Linked DNA regions of Homo sapiens: region 2 is linked to region 1. A link is a loop called in an ENCODE intact Hi-C map of the cell type or tissue named here. Cell type or tissue: GM12878. All regions are shown on one strand. Region 1 holds the start of LOC105369366 (a long non-coding RNA gene). Region 2 has its middle 24 kb from the start of MIR3164.

Region 1 (5,000 bases):
GAGGTGGGGCAGCCTGTGTCTGTCTTATGAGTGAGGAGGTTAGAGGTAGGTTTCCCAGAAGGGTGCATGGGTCAGGGACTAGATGAAGCTGTGTAACAAAAGAGGCTCAGAACAGATAATAGCTTCATTCTCCTCCATCTGCTGCCTGCATCACCTGCAATCCATGGACTCTCCCTTTGCCATCCTTAACAATGGAGACAATAACTCCTCCCTACAGGAAAAGCAGAATCTTAGCCACGCTTAGCCACCCCTAACAGGGCAGCACAGGGGCTCACTGATGCCCTTTCTCCTCTTTCTGCCCTGGGGACGGCTCCAGCCAGCTTCCCACCTCCGGAGTTCAAAGGAGAGATGCAGACACCAGTCACTGCCTTCCAGCAAGACCCATGTCCCATGCAATCCCAGCCGAGCTTGGCCAAGCCCTCTCTCACCCCACCACATTCCCGGCTCACAAAGCTCTGGGCTAGCACTCCACAACTCCGTAACTGGCACCCCAGTCTCTATGAGTACAGTGGTCCTCCCTTATCCACAGGGAACACATTCCAAGACCCCCAGGGGAAGCCAGAAGGCATGAATAGTATCATATACACTTTTTATGTACATACATACCTATATACATGTCTCCTGTACATGCATACCATGATAAAGTTTTATCTAAAAAATAGACACCAAATGAGATTAACAATAACCAATAATAAAATAGAACAATTGTAACAATATGTCAACATCACTACTTTTTTTGGGGGGGGGTGGTAAGGGGACGGAGTCTCCCTCTGTCACCCGGGCTGTAGTGCAGTGGTGTTATCTCAGCTCACTGCCACCTCCACCTCCTGGGTTCAAGCAATTCTCCTGCCTCAGCCTCCCAAGTAGCTGGGACTACAGGTGCCCACCGCCTCGCCCAGCTAATTTTTGTATTTTTAGTAGAGACGGGGTCTTGCTGTGTTGGCCAGGCTGGTCTCAAACTCCTGGCCTCAAGTGATCTGCCTGCCACGGCCTCCCAAAGTGCTGGGATTACAGGCGTGAGCCACCGCGCCCGACCTCAGCATCACTACTCTTGTGCTTTGGGGCCATTATTAAGTAAAAGAGGAGGAGGGTACCTTAAACACAAGCCCTGCAGTATGGAGCAAATGGATCCCACACTGAGAGGGCTCCCAAGTAACTTGCAGGCAGGTAGCATCAAGGCGTGGAGGTGCTGGACAAAGGGATCACTCACACTTCAAGGGGGATTGAGCAAGATGGAATGGGATTTCATCACACGACTCAGAATGGCATGCCACTTAAAACTGAGGAATTATTTATTTCTGAAATTTTCCATTTCATACTTTCAGACTGGGCTCAGCACATGTGCCCAGGCCACCCAGGTAGAGGTGGAGGGCATGGGATTCAAGCCCAGGCCATCGTTGGCTCTGAACATATACCTGAAACAACCTCCCTACCAGGTGAGTCTGTGCAGAATCCCTTCTCCCTCTCTACCCTCTCCCTCCCTCCCGGCCCCTCCAGCACCACACCCAAGACCCTCAGTGGGTGCCTGAAGCCCACTGTTGGGCTCTGTTTTCTCTAAGGACTTCCCCATACCCCCATCAAGCATCCGGGCCCCATTCTGTGCCCTGAGCACTTGGCATCTCCAGAACCCCTCTGCCCTGCTGCTCCAGGACCCAGAACTGCTCTCTCTCTCCCCATCTCCGACCCCACTTCTGGTAACAAGCATGTAATTCCCCCTCTTTTGCTCACACTCCACACACACACATCGCTGGATCCCTGGTGACTATCCCTGGGCTGTCCCCTGAACCAGGGGCTGGGGGCCTACATTTTGCCCCGGCAACTCTCTCAGATTCCCGCTTCCTCTCACATAACTGTTACAGTCCCAGCTACCCAAGCCTCTGCCCAGCTTCGTCCCACCCCATCAATCAGTCACCTACATCACTCCCAGGAGCCATTCTCAGGAGCAGGTCCAGGAGCAGCACTCCCTTACTTAAACACCCTTGATAGCCCCCTCCTGCCTGTACACCAAAATCCAAACTCCTAAACAACCCTCAAAACCCTCACAATTTGGACCCAACCTGCCTTGCCATCGTACGTCTCTTCATCCCCTCCTCTATGCACTAGCATCTGAACCAGAGGGTCTCAAATTTTGCAGGGTATGGGAATCAGGCAGGGGAATTATTAGTCATATTCCTGGGCCCTGCTCTTGGAGTCCAGCTGGTCTTCGGGCCTGGGAATCTGCACGTGTCACCAGCTCCCCAGGTGGTCTGGGGAGACCTACAGAGGATCATATCCTGAGCTTGCCGGGAGCTCTGTAGCCTCCAGGCCTTTGCTCACACCGTTCCTTCTGCCTGGAATGCTGTTCCCTTCCTACCAGCCTAGCAGAGTCCCCCCAGTCCTACCTCTAGGGACACCTGCTCCAGAAAGCCTCCCACAGACCCCAAGAGAGAGCAGCGCTCCTTCCCTTGTGTGTGTTCCAGGGCACTCTGCCCTCTCTTACAGCCTAAGACTGTCTGCCCAATGTGGGTGCTATTTACATGCCATCGGTCTGTTTGTCTGTTTGTTTGTTTGTCGAGACAGGGTCTCACTCTGTCACCCAAGGTGGAGTGCAGTGGTGCAATCTCAGCTCACTACAGCCTTGACCTCCCAGGCTCAAGCAATCCTCCCACCTCAGCTTCCCCAGTAGCTGGGACCACAGGCATGTGCCACCACGCTGGTTAATTTTTTTGTATTCTTAGTAGAGACAGGGTTTCACCATGTTGCCCAGGGTGGCCCCAAACTCCTGGCCTCAAGTGATCCTCCCACCTCAGCCTCCCAAAGTGCTGGGATTGCAGGTGTCAGCCCCCGCTCCTGGTCTACGTGCCATCTTTTACTCACTCATCTGGGAGCCGTTGGAGGCAGGGGACACTCCACCCAATCCCCGAGGCCGGGGCTTGTAAGTGGGGGCAGGTGCGCTCTGAGGCTCCAGACCTTGTCAGGGTCCCTGCCGCCAGCACACTGCTGGGGATCCCCCTGCAGGCACATCGGGCTTAAAAAGGAAATACACTATTTCATGACTTCACTTCTTTTATTTTTAGAACAAGTGACTCATCTCCACCACAGGGGCTCTGTGAGCTGCTCCCGGACAGGCTTACAGAGGCCAAGCAGGGAGTGAGAGGCTCGAGAGGGCTGCAGCTGCCCCTGCCCACACTCTGAGGCCCATGAGTGGCTGAGATGCAAGGCAGTCGGTCGTTCCCACTGACCTGCCCCTCCAAAATAGCAAGTCTGGAGAAGCCGGGCACCTGCAGAAGAGGTGGCTGCGGCAGAGGGTGCATCCATCTCGTCCCGCCTAGGAGGGGAGAGGTGGATGAGATCAGAGAGTTGTTTCTCAGGGTCTCACCTCACCATCTTTTCCTCCACATGCAGACCGGCCATGGCCATGGCCACAGCCACGGGCTGCCCAGGTGTGTTGCACCTGCCTGGCTGCATCCTTTCTCACATACCTGCCTCCACAGAGGAAAAGCTGGGAGCAGTCTGGGGACCCAGAAGAGCCACCCCTTTCCCGGGGCTGTGGCCCCGTTGGTGGGGGAATGGGGAGGAGGAATTCCTAGTGATGAGATCCGTGCCCAGGACCGAGGGCCCACAGCTCACCTTTGCCTGGCCTCAGTCCACCTCACCCCTTGGTGTGATAGCTCACTCCTGTAATCCCAGCACTTTGGGAGGCCAAGGCAGGTGTATTGTTTAGCCCAGAAGTTCAAGACCAGCCTGGACAACATTGCAAGACCCTATCTCTACCAAAAAAAACAATTGGCCAGGCACAGTGGTGCACATCTATAGTCTCAGCTACTTGGGAGGCTGAGACAGGAGGATCATTTGAGCCTGGGAGGCAGAGGTTGCAGTAAGCCATGATTGTACCACTGCACTCAGCCTGGGCAACAGAGCAAGACCCTGTCTCAAAACGTAAGGGAACAACAGCTCCCTAAGCTTACTACTACTACCCTTAACTACTCATTTCTTAGAGCCTTGCTCACTATACTTTCCAATCTGTGTAACCCACTTGTTTCTTCATTTTTAAAAAATGCATGCTCATTACAGGAAAACTAGAAAATCCACAAAAAATTCATATGGGGCAATAAGGATAGGGTATGCGCAACATGCTATTAATTATGGGAGAAAATGAGGTTGGTGGGAGAAGACATTTGCATTTGCCTGGAAGCACACGGGATATCTCTGGATGAGACACAAGAAACAGGCAGCTCGGGCTGCATTGATGGAGGGAGATGAGATGACTTGGGGTAGGCAGAATCCTTGCTCATGGTATATCCTTCTGCAGTTTTCAAGGAAGAGGAGGAGAAAGAGAAGGAGAAACAGAGAACGAAGATGCAGAAATTAGGAAACAGTCCCCAGGACCACCCTCACTTCTGACAGCAATTGGAAGTTCAGGGGTCCTCAAGTTCATCATCCTCCATTTCAACAACCCACTGAAAGTTGTAATGGTTACAGTTATGGTTTATTACAGTGAAAGGATTAAAATCAGCCAAGGGAAGGCATGCATGGGGCAGAGTGCAAGGAAGTTCCAATCTCCTTCTCCCAGTGGAGTTATGGACCGCATGAATTCCTCCCAGCAATGGTGCGTGATGAGATGCGTCGAGTATTGCCAAGCAGATGTCCCCGGAGCCTTGGTGTCCAGAGTTTTTACTGGGGCTTGATCACGATCACGTGGGCATGATGCACTGATGCCCAAGTGACTGACCTTTAGTTTTCTGCCCCTCCAGAGGTCAAAAGGAGACCACGTGACCCAAATGTCCCCTCATGACAGGCAAACAAAGATGCTCTTCTCAAGCAGGACATCCCGAGGGCCTGGAGATCCCCTCCCAGGAACCAAGGACAAAGACTAGACTTCTCTTTGGGTCAGATTCTTTACTACACTTTACTACATCCTGTCCTATAAACAGGATGACCAGCCATCCCAATGTGGCCACGACCCTCCCCATTTTAGTGTTGAAAGTCCCATGGCCCAGGGAACCCCTCCACCCCAAGTA
Region 2 (5,000 bases), 60 kb after region 1:
TAAAGGCAGAGCATGGCAAACGGTGGTGCTGCCCTGTCTTGATCTTGGTCAACACCTCAGCTATCTCCCACCTCAGAGTGAGCAAGAAAATGGCCACATCTCCCAGCTCTTGATCTAAAGAGTTTGCAGTGCCTGATTAAAGTGATCAGTTGTCTCCCTTGCAGACTCAAAAATGCCTGGAGCCACCCCTGCAGATCCTCACTTCTCACTTCTCCACTGCACAGCTCAAAGGCCATGGACATCCCAGCCATCAGGACTCAGGGCGAGCCTTAACAGAGTACATTGGATCTCATCCTTCCTCCACTCAAACCGCCAGGAGCTCCTCTGCTCCACACAAGGCCCCTTCAGGGAACCTCGAGGAGCTCAGCATGCCCCACCTCAGGGCCTTGGCATGTGCTGCTCTGTCCTGAGGTCTCCACTGGGATCCCTGCCTCCCTTTCCTTGGATGTGTGTTCCTTCATCAGCCAGGCCTGCCCTGGCCCAGGCTAAATCTCCACTGGAGCTCACCACTGCCTGATGCACCAGACACTTGGTCTGCTTCTCCTGGCCACTCTGACTAGAAGAGCCCACCAAGGCAGGCACTTGGGTCTGTCTTGTTCACAGCCATATCCCCAGCCCCTGGCACCCAGCAGCATTCAATAAATGGTAATTGAATGGATAAATGAATGAATGAGGAGGTACCTGTTCATTCATTTAATGCTAATACTAATACTGATTAACAATAATAATAGCAGGAGCCGGCTCTTCACAGATGCTGGGATTCAAAGGTAAACCAGACATAGTTCGCATTTTCAATAGTCAACAAATGTGTAATTAGCCAATAAATAAGTTAATAAGTGATCAATAAATGCATGATCATAGACTGTGGTGGGGCTCCCAAAGGGGCAGGGGCAGGTGCTTGGATGGGCACCAAGGAGCTCCTCCCCCAGGGAGTGGGTCTGAGACCTGAAAGGCGTGTGAGAATGAGAAAAGCGTGTCGGCAGAACAAATGTGTACAAGTCTCCTGCAGCTGCTGTAACAAACCATCCCAAACTGGGTGGCTCAGAACAACACAGACTTATTTTCTCAGTTCTGGGGACCCGAAGCCCAAGACCCAGGTGTCAGCAAGGCCGCCCTCCCTCTGAAAGTGCTAGAGGAGGGTCCTTCCTGACACTTCCAGCTCCTGGGGGCTCCAGGTGTTCCTTGACTGTGGCCACATCACTCCAGTCTCTGCCTCTGTCTTCGTGCATCCTCCTCCTCCTCTCCGTGTCTTCACCTCTTCTCTCATGAGACACCTGGCATTGGATTTTGAGCCCACACAGATAATCCAGGATGATCTCATCCCTTACCTTAATTTCACCTGCAAAGACCCTTCTTTCCAAAAAGGTCACACCCACAGGTTCTAGGTTAGGATTTGGACATACGTTAAGGGGGTCATCATTCAGCCCAATCCAAACATCCTGGACAAAGGCCCTGAGGCTGGGAGGTGTAGTGCTGGCCAGTGACATGGCAGGGGTGGCAGGCTCACAGTGGGCAGGGGCTCGTGCACGCAGGCTGGGGACCAGGGTGGAGGGCTGTGGACGGCCATGGCTGAGTTTCACAACGGGGAGGGACATGATCCAATAGCTGCTGCGGGTGCAAAGACAGAGCAGAGAAGTCAGCAGTGGAGAAACAGGTGGACCATCAGGGACCACTATAGTCCTCCAGGTGTGTTGGATGGCGGGGCTGGGACAGGGGAGAGGGAATGAGGAGAGGCAGACCAAAAATGTGCTTGGAGGTTCAAATGGACTTTGTTGATGACTGCAATGGGGTGGGGTGGGAGCATCAACACCGAGCCCAGGACACGGGCATGAGCAGGTGGGTCACAGAGGCTTCTCCCAAGATGAGGAGGAGGGTGTGACCAGGTGTGATACTCTGGACAATCCTGAGGTGTGATACTCTGGACAACCCTGGGGTGTGGGGGCCCCATCTCACAGAGCTGGGATAAGAGGAGGCTGAAGCAACATTCAGGTGGGGCTGTGCCTGCATTCACTGTGGCATCCAAGGCAGTATGGTAGTCAGCAAACCCTGGTGCTCAGCAAACCCAGGTGCTTAGCAAACCCCACTGCTGAGAAAATCCTGGTGCTCAGCAAAACCCAGGTGCTTAGCAAACCCCACTGCTTAGAAAATCCTGGTGCTCAGCAAACCCTGGTGCTCAGCAAACCCCAGTGCTCAGCAAACCCTGGTGCTTAGCAAAACCCAGGTGCTTAGCAAACCCCACTGCTCAGAAAATCCTGGTGCTCAGCAAACCCTCACAGCATAGTCCCTGGATGGCAGAGCCTTTCTCAGTGTTTCTGGCATGAATACTGCATTCCAGGCCATGGGGTTTGCACTGTGAGAGACCCGTGGACCTGCCCCAGGTAAGCTCTTAGTGCAGCAGCCACTGGTCCTCTCCCAGCAGCACGGGCTGGGCCACTCCTGCCATGCCAGGTTTCAGCCTCCCCAACACCAGGGGACCTGATGCTAAGTTCTCCACAGGCCCTTCCCACTTTAAAGTTCTCCAGCTCCCAAAAAATCAGGGACTTTCCAATTTAGAAAATACCCTCACTGGATGGCCCTACCCATCCAGCCATTAGCTTCTCAAGCAGGCCAGGCAGTCCCTGGGCTGCCCACCTCTCCGCAGGCATCAGCCCCAGCACCACCTCTTGGATATGGAGCAGACACAGCATTGCCCACTGCCCTGGGCCCTCCTTACTCCTTCTCTGTCTGGACCAGTTCTTCCTCTTCCCTCCCCACATCCTGTTGCAACCATTCATGCTCAGGGATCCTCCTCTCCCCAGAAGCTGTGGCCTCTGAAAACCCCAAACTCTGCCATTTGCTGTCCCACCTGCCTTTCTGTGGCTGGGCCCCCACACAGCCAGATACAGATGCTGTCCCCTGCCCTGGTCACTCAGCAGGTGAGGGCTGGGCCCTGGGAGCCTGGCCTCTGGGTAGCCCTGAGTGGGAAGATGGTGGAGGGAGGCCTGTCCCCACTGGAGCAGTTCACCAAGGACAGGAGGCTGGGACAAGCTCCCTCCGTCCCCTGCCCACGGGCTCAGAGAATCACCCAGAGGCACCTTCCCACAGCGCCTCACTGGGCAGCCGGGCCTGGGAGCCAGGGCCAGCAGGCCTCAGGGGACCTGGAAAGTTTGGTTTTGCTTTGTGGATCTGGACAAACTGGAAATGTAAAGGGCTGCACTGGACGTACCCAGCTGGGCAAACTGGAAGTGCTTCAAAGAGCTGGGGGCAGGGCCGGGCGGCCGGTTCACACGGCTACGGCCAAGCTCAGCCCATCACTCAGGCCACCTGCCGGAGCCCATGCACCACCTCGCTGCTGCCCCTCCCCACTGCCAGTGGTCATGGACCCTGCCCACAGAGCCCCTCGGCAGCAGGGAGCTCCGGGCCAGCCAAGCGCAGGCCTCCTCCTCCATGATATTAATCAATCACATCCTGATAGTGATCAATGGAGGGCCCCTGGCAGCAATGGGCTGGCCAGCCTCCAGGCTCACCGTCCAGAGGCAGGAACGCCGAGGATGGCAAATGTGATCTTTGGCAAGGGACAGCACATTGTCTTACCGCTGTGGGAAAATGCTTAATGCGCAAACATTTCCTTAAAACGAGCTGACAAGGAAACGTTCAAGATGGCCTTATTAAAGATAATCATCCTGGCTGAACAGGACAAAAATAGATTAAGTCCCTTCTGAACTCTGAGAGCAGGATACGTGGCCCAGCAGAGCATCACTAAACCAAGGCGGGTGGCAGCGGGGAAAGACTCCACGGCTTTCCCTTGGGTTTCACCACTTGGAGAAGCTTCCCAGTCGGCTGGCGTGGAAGCCCAGCTCCTCACCCCACCCCAAGCACAGGGCAGGCGCTGAGCCCCGGGCTGGCAGAGGTAGGGAGTGGGCTGCAGGCACGGGGCGGGGAGGGGGCCTCCGGAGCTGCACACAGGAATGTCAGGGCCTGGCTTAATTTCTAAACCTGCCATATGGCCCTGCGTCCTGGGACCCAGGCTGGTGGCCAAGGAGGAGCCCTGGGGCTCGGTCCACAGCCCTCCAGGCCGGCTGCACAAAGCCATTTTTCAAAGGTGTTTCCCAACAGTCTCTCTCAAAGGAACTGCCCTTTGAGAAGCTGTCTTGGGCTCGAGCCAGGCAGGGCTGTCTGGGGGCTCTTGGCAAACGTGCCAGCCGTCCCCAGATCAAAAGTGCCTTTCTTGGTTTGCTCACTGCCTCTCTGTGCCAGGTGAATGAGCTGTGGGGGCACCCCGGGCCGGGCAAGGCCAGAGTTGTCTTACCCAGACTCAAAGATGGGGGTGGGGGCTGACCACAGGTGCGGTGTGCCCCACCAATCCATGGAAACCCCAACCCACGGGGCAATGGCTCACGTTACAAAAGATCCATGGAGGGGCCCCTTCAAACCGAAGCTCCCCAAGGACGTGGCACTGTTGCTCAGGGATCATTCGCCATGTGACACAGAGAGGCCCAGACCAAGGAAATGTAAGGCCAGAGGGCTCACAGGCCCTGCCAGCTGACGTGGCCTCAGTCTAGACAGAGAGACAGGCAAAGTGGGCACGACGGGGGTCTGTGAAACCAACCCAACCTTCATTCACCCACCACGGGACCCTCCCTTCTGGGCAGAGACAGGTGCTTTCGACCCAGCAGGTGGGCGCTGACAGCTCCACTGCCACACAAGCCCCTGGCATCTTCTCGCTGCAGACACACTTGGTGGCAAGTGCTTGCGTGTGGACGCTGCGTGGCCCGATGTCCCATCGGTCAGTGTCCAAGAGGAAGGCTCTGGGATGCCGCTTACTCAGAGAGCCCTGCACGCACCACTCCCAGCTTCACCTGTGCTGCCAGGCTGGGACCAAGTCCACCTTGGAGATGTGGCTGGCAACTGTCATCGCTACCAGGTCCATCTCGCCGCCACTCACTCCCCACCGCCCTCCAATAATGCCAACAAAACTCACAGTGGAGCCAGGGTCTCGGGGGAAAGAAGAAAGATCTGCA

The links. Hi-C counts contacts between places; a loop is a spot of excess contacts. Peaks named below come from ENCODE experiments on the same cell type or tissue, not always from the same donor. Only the 100,000 strongest peaks of a DNase experiment are listed, where the experiment ranks them.
Region 2: a loop joins it to region 1, with 3.0 times the contacts of the local background. A loop is called at or near these places in 2 of 110 quality-filtered maps.

Annotation. Positions count from the first base shown.
Region 1 is chr11:69,164,765-69,169,764 of GRCh38, reverse strand. LOC338694 (a long non-coding RNA gene) reads left to right here. Exons shown (of 3, transcript NR_104161.1): 2 at 1,326-1,436. LOC105369366 (a long non-coding RNA gene) reads right to left here and starts at 2,964. Exons shown (of 3, transcript XR_950256.3): 1 at 2,857-2,964. RefSeq lists an enhancer at 2,890-3,184. In GM12878, no CTCF peak of the experiment used is centred here; a DNase peak (open chromatin) is centred at 3,034; H3K4me3 peaks cover 1,243 bases; H3K27ac peaks cover 1,731 bases.
Region 2 is chr11:69,104,773-69,109,772 of GRCh38, reverse strand. No RefSeq gene overlaps it. Among named protein-coding and RNA genes, the nearest start is that of MIR3164, 24 kb to the right of the region's middle. In GM12878, no CTCF peak of the experiment used is centred here; no DNase peak of the experiment used is centred here.